Linked DNA regions of Homo sapiens: region 1 is linked to region 2. A link is a contact called in ENCODE Hi-C or POLR2A ChIA-PET data. All regions are on one chromosome and are shown on one strand. The core of a region is the stretch at or near the end of the contact, and the rest is flanking DNA. Distances in the headings are between cores, read along the strand shown. Region 1 overlaps ARID4B (AT-rich interaction domain 4B). Region 2 overlaps ARID4B (AT-rich interaction domain 4B).

Evidence for each region. Hi-C counts contacts between places; a loop is a spot of excess contacts on that map. ChIA-PET counts read pairs that join two places held with the same protein, here RNA polymerase II (POLR2A). Pooled maps may share reads with other maps.
Region 1: a loop to region 2 is called in a pooled map, with 2.1 times the contacts of the local background. The contact joins two enhancer-like sites. A Hi-C loop is called at or near these places in 1 of 168 maps with a recorded cell type or tissue (posterior vena cava) and 2 of 50 pooled maps. POLR2A ChIA-PET finds 5 or more read pairs at or near these places in 4 of 52 experiments (T-cell, activated CD4-positive, alpha-beta T cell, activated T-cell and 1 more).

Annotation. Positions count from the first base shown.
Region 1 is chr1:235,272,543-235,279,480 of GRCh38, forward strand. The region is part of intron 2 of ARID4B (AT-rich interaction domain 4B); the gene reads right to left. Among named protein-coding and RNA genes, the nearest start is that of ARID4B, 52 kb to the right of the region's middle. Within about 2 kb of position 3,394, at least 7 of the 41 ENCODE cell types and tissues checked have a DNase peak (open chromatin) inside an H3K27ac peak, as active enhancers do.
Region 2 is chr1:235,204,225-235,211,382 of GRCh38, forward strand. The region is part of intron 17 of ARID4B (AT-rich interaction domain 4B); the gene reads right to left. Among named protein-coding and RNA genes, the nearest start is that of MIR4753, 18 kb to the left of the region's middle. Within about 2 kb of position 3,172, at least 2 of the 41 ENCODE cell types and tissues checked have a DNase peak (open chromatin) inside an H3K27ac peak, as active enhancers do.

The sequences.
Region 1 (6,938 bases), core at 2,144-4,643, 69 kb after region 2:
GAGCTATGGAATCAATATCTGAGATCAAACTTTAGGTTCATAACTTACTAGATCCATCATCCTTGGGAAAAATTATTTAACTTATCTGAGCATAGCTTCACATTTGTAAAGTGTAGTTTATCATACTAATAAAACATATGTTCACTTTTATATTATACATTTATTACATATTATAATTAAATATAAATTACATATTAAATACATACAATACCAATGTGGCCTATTACACATAAAATCACATGTAATAAGCACTCAATATAAATAAATGTCTATATTAATTTATTATTACCATTCTTTTTAAAGAAGATTTTGTACTTAACAATCAGATCACGTAGAAATTAGTGACAGAAGCAGTTCAAGAATAGGTATGAGCAGCTAAGCAGCTAAGCTTATGAGTACAGGACTACAGAGAAGAATGATAGGGGCATTGGTAGCAAATATCCACAAGTGGCAATTTTGTTTGGGTAAGCCAGGTGATTTTCCAGATACTCTGGAGAAATGTTTTCTGAAATCTCAAGTTCCTGGCAGTTATATTTACAGGCTAGAGTGCAGTGGCGCAATCTTGGCTCACTGCAACCTCTGCCTCCCAGGTTCAAGTGATTCTCCTGCCTCAGCCTTCCAAGTAGCTGGGACTACAGGCGTGCACCACCCCACCCAGCTAATTTCATGTGTGTGTATTTTTATAGAGACGAGTTTTCACCATGTTGGCCAGGCTGGTCTCGAACTCCTGACCTCAGATGATCCGCCAGCCTTGGCCTCCCAAAGTGCTAGGACTACAAGCATGAGCCACCGCACTCAGCCTACACAGCTGTTCTTAAACTTAAAAAAAGTAAATTATCTCTCCTTTACAGAGATGATGGTTTATTTTTATGTTACTGAAATTCATACAAACATAAAGTTACCATATTTCATCTAATTTAAGTCACTAATTGTAAACCACACCTACCACTAAAAAAGAAAAAAGCTGCCAATTAAACTACGATATACCATCAATTGACTGCTAAATGCATCCTGATTTCAGAGATGTTAAAATGTAGAAAATGTATACTTGTACCTGATAAAATGTAGTCATATAGTAGCTAAGAATTATTTATTCTTACGGAACTGTACAAGTATAAAACCAAATCTGCAAACTAAATTCCACAAACCAACAAAATCAATGAAATTCAAGTAAGAACATTAATTCAATATGATGGATGATATTCTGCTACAACTACACACTCAAAACACAAATATGGCACAGACTACTTTGGACTAGCATGCTTTTAATATTGAGCACAGTGTAACGAATCAATTCTCCCACCACTTTTCCCTATGTAAACTAGTACAAAACCTTTGCTGGAGAGATCAATGTTGCCTCATGATGTAGGAACATATCACTTACTGTGAACTCCATCTCCGTTGTTTTATAATCAAACCTGCAACAAGCGAAGTAATACTACTCACTATGAACGCTGGTTGTAAAACATAAAAAGTAATTGCAGAAACTGAAATTATACTAGTTTGGTGCAAAACTAATTGTGGTCTTTGCCATTAAAAGTAATTGCATGCCAGGCACAGTGGCTCACACCTGTAATCCCAGCACTTTGGGAGGCCAAGGCAGGTGGATCACCTGAGCTCAAGAGTTCAAGACCACTCTGGGCAACATGGTGAAATACAAAAAAGCTACTAAAATACAAAAAAAAAAAATTAGCTGGGCGTGGTGGTGGCTTGGGAGGCTACTTGGGAGGTTGAGGCAGAGAGAATCACTTGAGCCCGGGAGGTGGAGGTTGCAGTGAGCTGAGATTACACCACTGCACTCCAGCCTGGGTGACAGTGAGACTCCGACTCAAAAATAATAAATAAATAAATAAAAATAAAAGTAATTGCAAAACCACAATTACTTTTGCACCAACCTAATAGTTCTCTGCTATCCAGATGTACAAATGACCCAGAAAATGTTTATATTAAATCTTTTTAGCTCTCTGTATGAAATGAAATGGAAGAAACTCAAGATAAAACAATAATAAAGTATATACCTTTTGAATTTAGTGTCATTTGCATGTATTACTTGATAAAAATAATCAATTAAAAATGTAATTTTTTATTCTACACAGAGAACTTGCAAACTAGGCCAAAGAGAATTTCGGAGAAGTCCAGTTTGATATACACTCACATAGAGGTAAAAGGATATAGAAGAATAAGGCCATAATTTGTGTAAAGAATATCTCAACTCAGCTATGGCTACGATCTGCAACCTATTAGTTGACTGATTTTTACTCCCTGATTCTCAGTTTCTCCACTTCTAAAAAGAGGGTAAATAATACCTTCTGCCTTAAAAACACTCTATATATAAATGTTAAGTCTGCTGCAGACTTATCTTTGAATTATGATTATCATGTGCTAAATCAAATGCATACTAAAAACAGGCACAATGGTAAGAGTAGGAAAATCCAACACTAGGCCTAATTTTGTGTGTGTGTGTGTGTGTGTGTGTGTGTGCACGCGCGCAGACCGCTCTGCCTATTCAATGACTATGCACATATGAGGGACCCAACAAATCATATTTTAATAAGTAAAATAAGGACAAACTATCTTACAGATGACCAAATTTTTACGACAAAGAAGCCCACACAGCTTTACAAAGACTAAGTCACTAACATGACAAGTATCAATTACAAGTTATTTCTCTTAACAAAGAGATATGTTCTGGCAATATGCTTTGCCAACAAGTAATTCATTAGACTGCTAGCCACCTGATCCAAACTGGGCCGATCGGTTTTACTCTGCTATGAAGTTAAAGCTAGGTTAACCAATTAGCCGGTAGAGAAAGGATGTGATGCAGCCTATGGTAGCCATTTTCTGGCATGCACAGGGAGAAGTAGAGAAAACCAGTCTGCTGAGAGGAAGTAAGAAATAAAACAGATGCAGAGGGGGAAAAAGTGCACATAAGAAACTGTGGGTTCTCTGAGTGACTGAGAGAATAGCTAGCCTTAGTTCCTGCTAGCTTTCCAACTGCCTCCTCAAGCCAAACTGGAGTTCCCCTCTTTGGGTACCATGAGATGCTCTGTACCCTTATAATAGATTCTCTTTTCTGCTTTTCATCACCTGAAATGGGTTCTATTACCCATAACCAAAATAGCTTTAATTAAACCCATCAGATGCCTATTATCAAAATAGAAATAATATCAAATACAGTTACAATTCCACAAACATTAATTGAGCACCCACAATGCCCTGGGATATTCAGAACTTAGATCACATCTAGACAAATATTAAACCAATTCCAGTTTACATTTTTAAGCTAAACTGTCAAAATATACAAAAATCCTGGGCTGGGCACAGTGGCTCACGCCTGTAATCCCAACACGCTGGAAGGCCAAGGTGGGAGGACTGCTTGAGCCCAGGAGTTCAAGACCAGCCGGGACAACACGGCAAAACCTCATCTCTACAAAATATCAAAAACTTAGCCAGGCGTGGTAGCACACACCTGTGGCTCCTAGCTAGTGAGGGGGCTGAGGCAGAAGGATCACTTGAGCCTGGGGAGTAGAGGCTGCAGCAAGCTGTGATCACACCATTGCACTCCAGCCTAGGTGACAGACAGAGACTTTCAAAAAAAGAAAAAAAATCTTGACCAGTAAGAAATAATGAAATGTGAACATACGAAGCAAAAAAAAAAAAAAAAAGATTTTTTTTTTGAAAAGCTATTTGAGGTCATCAGATCATTATTATAACATTAGTAGCATTAGCAAACTAACGCTAATTAGTAGCATTAGCAAACATTAGTAAGATATAACCTCTGGCTATCAATTTTTAAAAATCAGCTTTTAAGCCCTTACCAGATGCGTCTGGCCCTACAATCTTATTAAAAATATATTTACACTTTTTAAAAAACAATAGTTTACATCTTCAACAGACTCTTACATTTCTACTCATATTTTTCAAAGTTATAAACTTCTTATCAAATAAAAAGAAAAAATAAAGCAAGAATACTAATTGTCATGGTGGTGCACATCTGTAGTCCTAGCTACTTGTGAGGCTGAGGCAGTAGGATTGCTTGAGCCCAGAAGTTCAAGGCTGTATTGAGCTATGATCACACCACTGCACTCCAGTCTGGGAGACACAGCAAGACCCTGTCTCTTTAAAAAAGGAAAGAAAGAAATTACAAGTTATTTCTCTTAAAAAAGAGATGTTGGCCAGGCGCGGTGGCTCATGCCTATAATCCCAGCACTTTGGGAGGCCGAAGCAGGGGGGATCACCTGAAGTCAGGAGTTTGAGACCAGCCTGGCCAACATGGTGAAACCTCATCTCTACTAAAAATACAAAAAATTAGCTGGGAGTGGTAGCGGGTGCCTGTAATCCCAGCTACTCGGGAGGCTGAGGCAGGAGAATCGCTTGAACCCGGGAGGTGGAGATTGCAGTGAGTCGAGATTGTGCACTGCAATCAAGCCTAGGTGATGGAGCAAAACACCATCTCCGAAAAAAAAAAAAAAAAGATATGTTCTGGCAATATGCTTTTGCCAAGAAAAACCCTGAGCAACAAAGGAAGACATGGCTCTATAAAAAATAAAAAAATTATCTGGGCTCAGTGGCACACGCCTATGGTCCCAACCATTCAGGGGGCTGAGGTGAGAAGATCACTTGAGCTCAGGAGGCCAAAGGTGCAACAAGACATGATCGTGCCACTGCACTTCAGTTTGGGTGGCAGAGAGAGACTCTCTCTCTAAAATTTAAAAAAGATTTTAGAGGCTGGGTGCAGTGTAATCCCAGCACTATGGGAGGCTGAGAAGGGTAGATCACCTGAGGTCAGAAGTTCAAGACCAGCCTGACCAACATAGTGAAACCCGGTCTCTACTAAAAATACAAAATTAGCCTGGCATGGTGGCGCACGCCTGTAATCCCAGCTACTCGGGAGGCTGAGGCAGGAGAATGGCGTGAACCCGGGAGGCGGAGCTTGCAGTGAGCCGAGATCCCGCCACTGCACTCCAGCCTGGGCGACAGCGAGACTCCGTCTCAAAAAAAAAAAAAAATAATAATAATAATGTAAATGAGACCATTTTTAATGCCTTATATTGTGTGTGTGTGTGTGTGTGTGTGTGTGTGTGTGTGTGTGTGTGTGTTTCATTGGTTTTGTTTTACATTTTTCTCCTGATGACCTTGCCCAGCATCTTTCAGGATTTTAATGGTGGCACTAAATGGCTTTTCTTGGCCATTCCTTCCATACTACCTCACACTAAATGGAGATTCTATTAGTTGCTGAGGATATCTATTCCAACTATTCACTTAGGACCATAAGAAACAATTTCAAGATGAGTGTAAGGAAACATATTTAAGTCAAAACTCTATCAAAATGCTATTTCCTGACTCTCCATATGCACCTACTCTTACTGGTAGGTCACAGTGGTATTCTTTTGAGTCACCAGTAATTAATGGTTAAGTCAGAGCCAAAATCAGATTTTAAAACCTGAGTATTATTCCCCTATCCCACTGCACAGCTATTTAAGTAAATGTACACACACAAAGTATCATTAGCAAAGGCAAGTAGAAAGGGCCATGCTACATACAGGGGTATGTAACAGGCCTTCCAGGATACTCGGTCTTGCCTTCTTTCAATGGCCTCTCAGAACTAAACAGACTCAATTTCAAAGCATTCAATAGAATAGTTTATATTAGATTATCATCAGACCTGGAGTTTTAAAAAACTATACCAATCAAATAAGTTACTAGGTTACTTATCTACCTAGGGATCTCAATGCACATGCAAACATTTTCAGAATTTCATTATCAAACATGCCCTCCTACCTAAATGTGTTAACCATGCCCACCTAGCCTCCGTTCTGCTGGAATTTTCTGATCCCCACTGAGATCATGAAAAACATTTCATGGCATCCCCTCCTATAAGCATTCCCAGTGGGACAGAAAAGCCAATAAATCCCTTAAAATAGTCTAGCATTTCCCTTGCCAATCCATTTTCCCTAAGAAAATGGTGAAGAGAGAATCTACTAGACTGTGATTACCCAAGGGAGATGATAAATTCCAGGTGATATGAGGAAGATTAACTGAGCACACACAAAAAATAGTGAACTGTTAATTTACTTATCTTAAAAACAGATAAGAAATAAACTTTACTAGTAAGTATTTCTTATGTTGATCTACAAAAGCAACACACCTTGTGAACACACACATTCTGAGGGAAAAGTGGCAGCTGCACAACACAGCAGGGTTGACAATGAAGTCTTCAATTGTCCTACCACTTTTGGCACACTGTATTTGGTATTCCTGTACATGGGAATTTTACAGATTACATTTTTCTTGTTTACATAAGTTTGTGGATTGTATTATAAACTAGAAAAGTGGTTCCCAAAGTATGCTCCCAGGACCAACACCATCAGCAACATCTGAAAATTTGTTTTTTTGAGACAGGGTCTCACTCACTCTGTCACCCAGGCTGGAAATCCTAACTCACTGCAGCCTCCACCTCCCAGGCTGAAGTGGTCCACCCACCTCAGCCTCCCAAAGTGCTGGGATTACAGCAAAGTGCATACAGCGCCAAGCCAACACCTGGAAATTTGTTAGAAATGCAAATTCCCAGGCACCGCTCCAGACATTCCGAATTAGAAACTCTCCGGGAGGGAAACAGCATTTTGTGTCTTAACAAGCCCTCCAGGACACTCTGATGCACCCCCCACCCCCGGCAAGACTGAGAAACACTGACCCAGAGGTTATTCCTCTAGGTCTTAAGTAGATATTTGTAATAGATATGCTCAGAAACTAACAGAATCTCCATTTAGTTTCCTGAACCACGTAGTATGAGGTATTCTGGTAGGAATCAAAATCTGAAAGCCATTTTGGAAATTTCAGAAGTCATTAAAGACCTGAAAGATATCAGGATAGTGATAATGAAAACAATGTAACATACACACAAAATAAAATACGGCCATAAAGGCAGACCAATTTAA
Region 2 (7,158 bases), core at 1,922-4,421:
GGCAGGAGAATTGCTTGAACCCAGAAGGCGGAGGTTGCAGTGAGCCAAGATCATGCCACTGCACTCTAGCCTGGGTGACGGAGCGAAACTCCGCTTCAAAATAAAATAAAATAAAATGAAATTCCTAAGTATGATATAAACATTTCATATTTCTACTTCATATAACACTTAAATCTACATCAGAGAGACAGCGATGGTATTCCTCACACTTAAGAATATAACAGCAGAATGACAGAACCATAAATATTATAGCATAGTCATATTTAAGAGTTGACATAAACAGCTCAACGGAATGGTATAGTAATTATATCAATAGGTTTTCCTAAGCAATGTAACGCTATAAAATGAAACGGAAGTATAGGTCTTTAGGCAGAGGTAATATGTAATAATAAGAACACTAATACAGCATTTTACCAAAGCGTACAAAGACAACTGCAAATGGTTAACTGTGCCATTAATTGCATATTGTAATGCAGATGCTAAGTTTTTTAAATTCCCCAAAAGTGTACTTTGTTAATATTTGATAAATGTATGGAATTAGTTATTTGTGCGTACTTAGACAAAAATATCAATGTACCTGCCAATCTACGAAACTACTGAATGAAACAGGTCCAAGTTTAGTAAACATTCTAAGATGAATACACAAAGAAAAATTAAAGCCCATTTGAGTACAACACATAACTGAATTATCATCTTTTTTTCATGAAGGAAATGTTTATGTTCATTTGTACTCAAAATCTATGGTTAACTCAAAAGCCACTCTCTTTTAATACAAACTTACAGATAATGGAAACCACTGTCAAATGGTCATTTTATAGGCCTCTGACTTCTGTACTATAGAAACAACGCAGACAACTTCCCAGGGTACCTTGCTTTCTATCATTACCAGGACAATTATTTCAAAGAAAATGAGTAGAACAACTTTGTACTCTATTTCAATATTCCTAAATCCAATGGCATACACAACTCAAGTACAGCAGGGATCAGATTACATGGAAATAAGAAAGAAAAAAAATGAAGGACACAAAACATTTTAGAGCAGGAAAGAACAAAGAAATTAAGCTGAAAAGTGACTTAAAAATTTTTTAAGGACAAAAGGAGACTAAGAATAGCTAAAAAGTAACAGAAAATTAATATTTCCAATCAAATTCATTCCAGTCTCTCAGTCTCGACTCCATTTTGTTTGCTAAGAGATGAGCTCTTTATGTAACCCAAAGAGGTCACATATATCATATACAAATATGAACTCAGATTAGAACAACAATGTAAACATTACAGCTAAAACTATAAAGTTCTTAGAAGAAAACATAAAGGAAAATTTTCAGAACACTGGATTTGGCAATGTTTCTTTGGAAATAACATCAAAAGCAGAGGCAACAAAAGAAACATTTGCAATCATGTATCTGATAAGGGAATAACATCTAGAATATATGAAGAACTATAATTCAACAACAACAAAACAACTGACCAATTCAAAAATGGCAAAAACTTGAAGGGACGTTCCTCTAAAGAAGATATACAAATGGCTAATAAGTACATGAAAAAATGTTCAACTCTACATTTCAAGTACATGAAAAAATGTTGCATTAGGAAAATGCAAATCAAAAAAGCACAATGAGATAAACAGAGAATAACAAGTGTTGACAAGGCTGCAGAGAACCTGGAACCCTAACACATTGCTGGTGAGAATGTAAAACGGTGTCGTCTCTGTGGAAAAGTTTGACAGTTCCTTAGAATGTGAAACACAGAGTTATATATAAATGAGGTGAGAAGCAGCTCCAGTGAGAGGGTCAAGCCATATCTGTCCCAATCCCCTATTATAGGTATCACTTTAAAAAACCAGTGGCTTTTATTTGGATTTTACCTTCTGCTCTACTTCCATTTTGTTGTCAGGAGGTCCAATTTAGTTCAACATTCATTTAGTACTTATCATATGCCAAATGAATACTTTTCTAGATGTGGTAAGGGATATTAGGAGAATAGATATGAAACAGAAATTTTTTTCATATTTTAAAATTAAGTTCACTTTTGTAATAATACATAACGTAGTCCTAATGTAGAAAGCTTGAACGATGAAGAAAAAAAGAAAAGGAGGGGGAGGAGAGTTGAAGGGAAAGAATTTACCCAGAGTCCTAGGTGAAAGTTATATTCCAGATCAAATTCCTTTGGCTCGGAAAAATAATTTAGAAAAATTCAATATCAGAATTGTGACTCAAGTTAGGATTGGAAAAATAGGAACAGAAACCAAAAAAATGTTAAATGGATATCAGAAAGAAATAGGGGAAAAATTAGAAGGGAGAAAACACATAAAGATGAGGAAGACAGAAAAGATAATTGAGGAGTGGTTTCTTAATTTTGAGAAAGGAAGAAAAGGAAAATAAACAAGAAAAATGGTTGTAGCTGGAGCAGCTGGAGCCCAAGCAAAGCATATCACGGAAGGAGTGATCAACTGACTGTAAAGCCACTGATAAGGTACGTAAGAGGGCAAGAAAAGCAGGAGGAATTTATCTACAAAGGGTCACTAGTGTTCCTGGTAAGCACAGTTGTGGAGACACAGTGAACAAAAGGCTGATGAGAGTGGATTTACACAGAAAAAGGAGAGAAACTGAGTAACAAGTGTAGGTAACTTTCAAACAGTTCTGCTGAATGAAAATGGAGCGAAGAAATGTCACAGTAGAAGTCAGGCTCCAGAAAAGATTTTCCTTGAGATGTGACAAATAACCACAGATCTGTAAGTAGTGGGAATGACTCAGAACAGAGCAAGAAAATGGGCCATGTCTTTGATCAGTCAAGAAGGGATGCTTATGAAGACTGGCTTCAGACAGTAGCATGACTGTATATCTATGGCTAAAGATGAAAACACAGAGAATGTGGCAGCAAACGCAGTTAGGTAGGCAGATCTTATGAAGTGTGTAGAAATGTTTTTCTTGTTTCTATCTCTCAGTAGGTACAAAGCAAGGTCACCAGCTGAAAATGAGGATAGGGAAGAGATGTTGGGGATGTGAAGACATAAGCAGCAGTATGAAATAGTCTTCTAAGAAAGTAGGAAAGTGAATGGAAGAAGGACATAGAGAATTAAGGACCCACTTGAGGTTCACAGTAATGAATTTAAAATAAGAACAGTCATTGTGGTTGCTTGCTTTACTCCAACCACGATCGGCTGCACAGGTGCAGGCAAGGAGCTGGAGGGTTAGATTTAATCAAGGTTCTTGTGGTTTTGTCAGATGAGTACTATAAAGCAAAAGGAGAGAAAAAGAACAGCTTGAGTCAAAAGAAGTGATTATAATAATAATGCCAGGGAATGTAAGCAATATCAAGGGAAGACTGAGTGCATTAACTGGGGTGAAGAGGTAAGGGGTGGTAGGATCAATACCTTAATAAAGAATTTATTATTATTATGAATTCCTTAATAAGGACCACTTCTTGGTATCTTTGGTGACAAGCACAGTATTTGGCACATAGTGGGTATTCAACTTATGTTTGGAAAATAAAGGAATAAAGTGTGATAAAAAGCAACTGAATGATGGCAAAAAATAGGATTGAGCCTACTCATTTGTGAAAGCCTTTTACCAGGTTTTTTCATCCCCTAACTCATTCCCTCCTAAGAGGATTTAATTTGTTTGGCGAAAATATTTTTTAAATGTAACACATTTTTAATTTCAAATAATATATTTAGCATAATTTAGCTTATTTTCAGTTCTCTGTAACTGTTAACATGCACTAGAACTGTTGTGGCTTATTTAAGAGTTTTACAACTGAAGTTTTACAGTGTCTCTTTTACTTTTGGGTTCCCATTAATGCAGCTGGTGATCTTCAACATACAAAAAATTATTCTCTAACTAAATTTGCAACTCTTTGATTACAGAAAGCCAAGTTGGAAATGAGCGAGAAAATTCAATCAGTATTGATACACTATTACAAAATATTGATGTATTTTAAATTCCATGCCAATTAGTCTAGATAGTTTCACTCAGTTGTTACTAAACAAAGAAATCCAACACACTCAACTAGTTTACGGCATGTTAATTTCAATGTGTACCCTTACTTTCAAAAATCAATCCCATATTTACGACACGACTTAGAAACTTGAGAGTGAAAGGGATCAATTAGATAATTATGCTAAGATTCTCTATAAAATATTAACATCACTAAGAAAAGTTAAATAGAGAGCCTACTATTAAAAACTACTTAAGCAGAACTAAATTTTTTTTAAATGTAGGGAGACATTTTAAAAGACTAAAAGAGAACACACTATAATATTAGTAATTTTATTATTATTTTTTTTCTATTTTTTTGAGATGGAGTTTCGCTCTTGTTGCCCAGGCTGGAGTGCAATGGCGCAATCTCGGCTCACCGCAACCTCCGTCTCCCAGGTTCGAGCGATTCTCCTGCCTCACCCTACCTAGTAGCTGGGATTATAGGCATGTGCCTCCATGCCTGGCTAATTTTGTGTTTTTTTTTAGTAGAGATGGGGTTTCTTCATGTTGGTCAGGCTGGTCTCGAACTGGTCTCGAACTCCCAACCTCAGGTGATCCGCCCACCTCGGCCTCCCAAAGTGCTGGGATTACAGGCGTGAGCCACCGTGCCCGGCCGGCCAGCAATAATTTTATCTTTCTACTTTTATGTATTTTTCTAAATTGTTATTTTTAGAAGAGTTTAAAAAATAATTTATGAGCATACTCCAAACATGCCTAGTGCTTGGTGACATAGTAAGTAATATAGTGCTAGACAATAGTTTTAGATACTGTCACTGCATCAGAAAAATTCTGTAAGAGTATTATAATATTTGTGGTTAAAGAGTTCAAGCCCTTTCCAGTAAATGTGGTGTGAACATGTTAAAATATGACTTTTTTTCATCACAACAGTAGAAAACAAACTTGCCCAAATGTTAACCTTTGTATAACAAAAATCAACATTTTCAGCTGTGAAATAGGGACATACATGAAAATTATATTAAAGATTTATACAGGTCGGGCGCAGTGGCTCACGCCTATAATCCCACCACTTACGGGGGCAGAGGTGGATCACCTGAGGTCAGGCGTTTGAGACCAGTCTGGTCAACATGGTGAAACCCCATCTCTACTAAAAATACAAAAATTTGCTGGGCATGGTGGCATGTGCCTACAATCCCAGCTACTTGGGAGGCTGAGACAGGGGAATCTTTTGAACCTGGGAGGCGGAGGTGACAGTGAGATGATATCACGGCGCTGCACTCCAGCCTAGACAACAAGAGCAAAACCTCATCTCAAAAACAAACAACAAACAAACAAACAGCATTTTAGTTAGAAAAAAAAGAAAAATGTAAAAATTAACAAGAAAATTGATTTTTTTGTTTTTTGTTTTGTTTTTTTTTTTTTGAGATGGAGTCTTGCTCTGTCACCCAGGCTGGAGTGCAATGGTGTGATCTTGGTTCACTGCAACCTCTGTGCCCCTGGATCAAGTCATTCTCATGCCTCAGCCTCCCAAGTAGATCGGATTACAGGCACCTGCCACCATGTCTGGCTAATTTTTGTATTTTTAGTAGAGATGAGGTTTCGCCATGTTGGCCAGGCTGGTTTCGAACTCCTGACCTCAGGTGATCTGCCCGCCTCGGCCTCCCAAAGTGCTGGGATTATGGGCATGAGCTACCCGTGCCTGGCCTAAAAACAGTATTTTTAAACAAAAAGACAGACACTCTTACATTATTTGAGAAAATCTCTTTACCGGAAAAACATGTTTCATGGCCAGGAGCATTGGTTCATGTCTATAATCCCAGCACTTTTGGAAGCCAAGGCAGGAGGACTGCTTGAGCCCAGGAGTTTGAAACCAGCTTGGGCAACATAGTGAGACCCCATCTCTACAAAAGATAAAAAATTAGCCAGGTGTGGTGATGCACACCTAGAGTCCCACCTATTCCAGAGGCTGAGGTGGGAGGATCACTCGAGCCCAAGAAGTCGAGGCTGGAGAGCCATGATTGCACCACTGCACTCCAGCCTGGGTGACAGAACAAGGTCCTGTCTGTCTCTCTCTTTTTTTTTAATCTGAAATACTTGTTTCAGATTAAAAAAACCATGGAAATAGGTCCACACAAATCTCCCAAACTGCTTGTCATGAATGACTACCACTGAAGATAAAACTATTTTCATGAACCTCCACGCATAAATCTTCATTTCCAATTTCACATCTGTTAAGTATAAATTTAGAGATCAAGCTGAAGACCCTAAAAATAAAAGAAAAATTGTCATACAGCTGATGAGGATTTGTTGCAGTCCTTATTAAATTAGCTTCAGAACTGGAGGAGCCGCAAAAATAAAAATTATTGCTTATTTATCAATAAGACAGACTGATTATTGCAGAAAGAAATAAAATAGTTATGTTAACTCTAAGAAGATTAACTGCTTAATCTACTGAAGTACATTTGTTTTCTCCATGATGTTGGAGTGTATAGAGATCCATCCTACAGGTCTTCATCAAGATGTTAAGTTTTCTTCTTTTGAAAGTTCATAGCATACAAGCACTTGAGTTCTCAGAAATAGATGGCAACGTTCACAGTAACACAAGCATGTCTTGTTGAACTAGGTCGCATTTTCCTCCCTATATTATTAAAAACTTGAATGCCTCAATTTAAATTCTTTCCTTTCCCTTCCTGCTATTTAAAAACTAAATTACTAGAGATTCTTTCTACCATCTAAAATCAAAATACTCCTGGAATTCTCTTTCTTTTAGTCAATCTTTTCTTAACAAAACAAAGCTATATCTTAATTGTAAAACAGTTTCATGAATGACTCAGTTCTTATATCTACTAAGCCTTTTTTGTTTAAAGAGCCAATTAATAGAAAATAAGCCTTGGCCGGGCACGGTGGCTCATGCCTGTAGTCCCAGCACTTTGGGAGGCTGAGGCAGGTGGATCACCTGAGGTCAGGAGTTTGAGACCAGCCTAACAAACATGGAGAAACCCCATCTCTACTAAAAATACAAAAATTAGCTGGGCGTGGTGGTGCGTGCCTATCTCAGCTACTCAGGAGACTGAGGCAGGAGAAGCGCTTGAACCCGGGAGGCGGAGGCTGCGGTGAGCCAAGATCCAGCCACTGCACTCCAGGCTGGGCATTAAGAGTGAAACTCCGTGGAAGGAAGGAGGGAAGGAGGGAAGGAAGAAGGGAAGGAAATGAGCCCTGATTA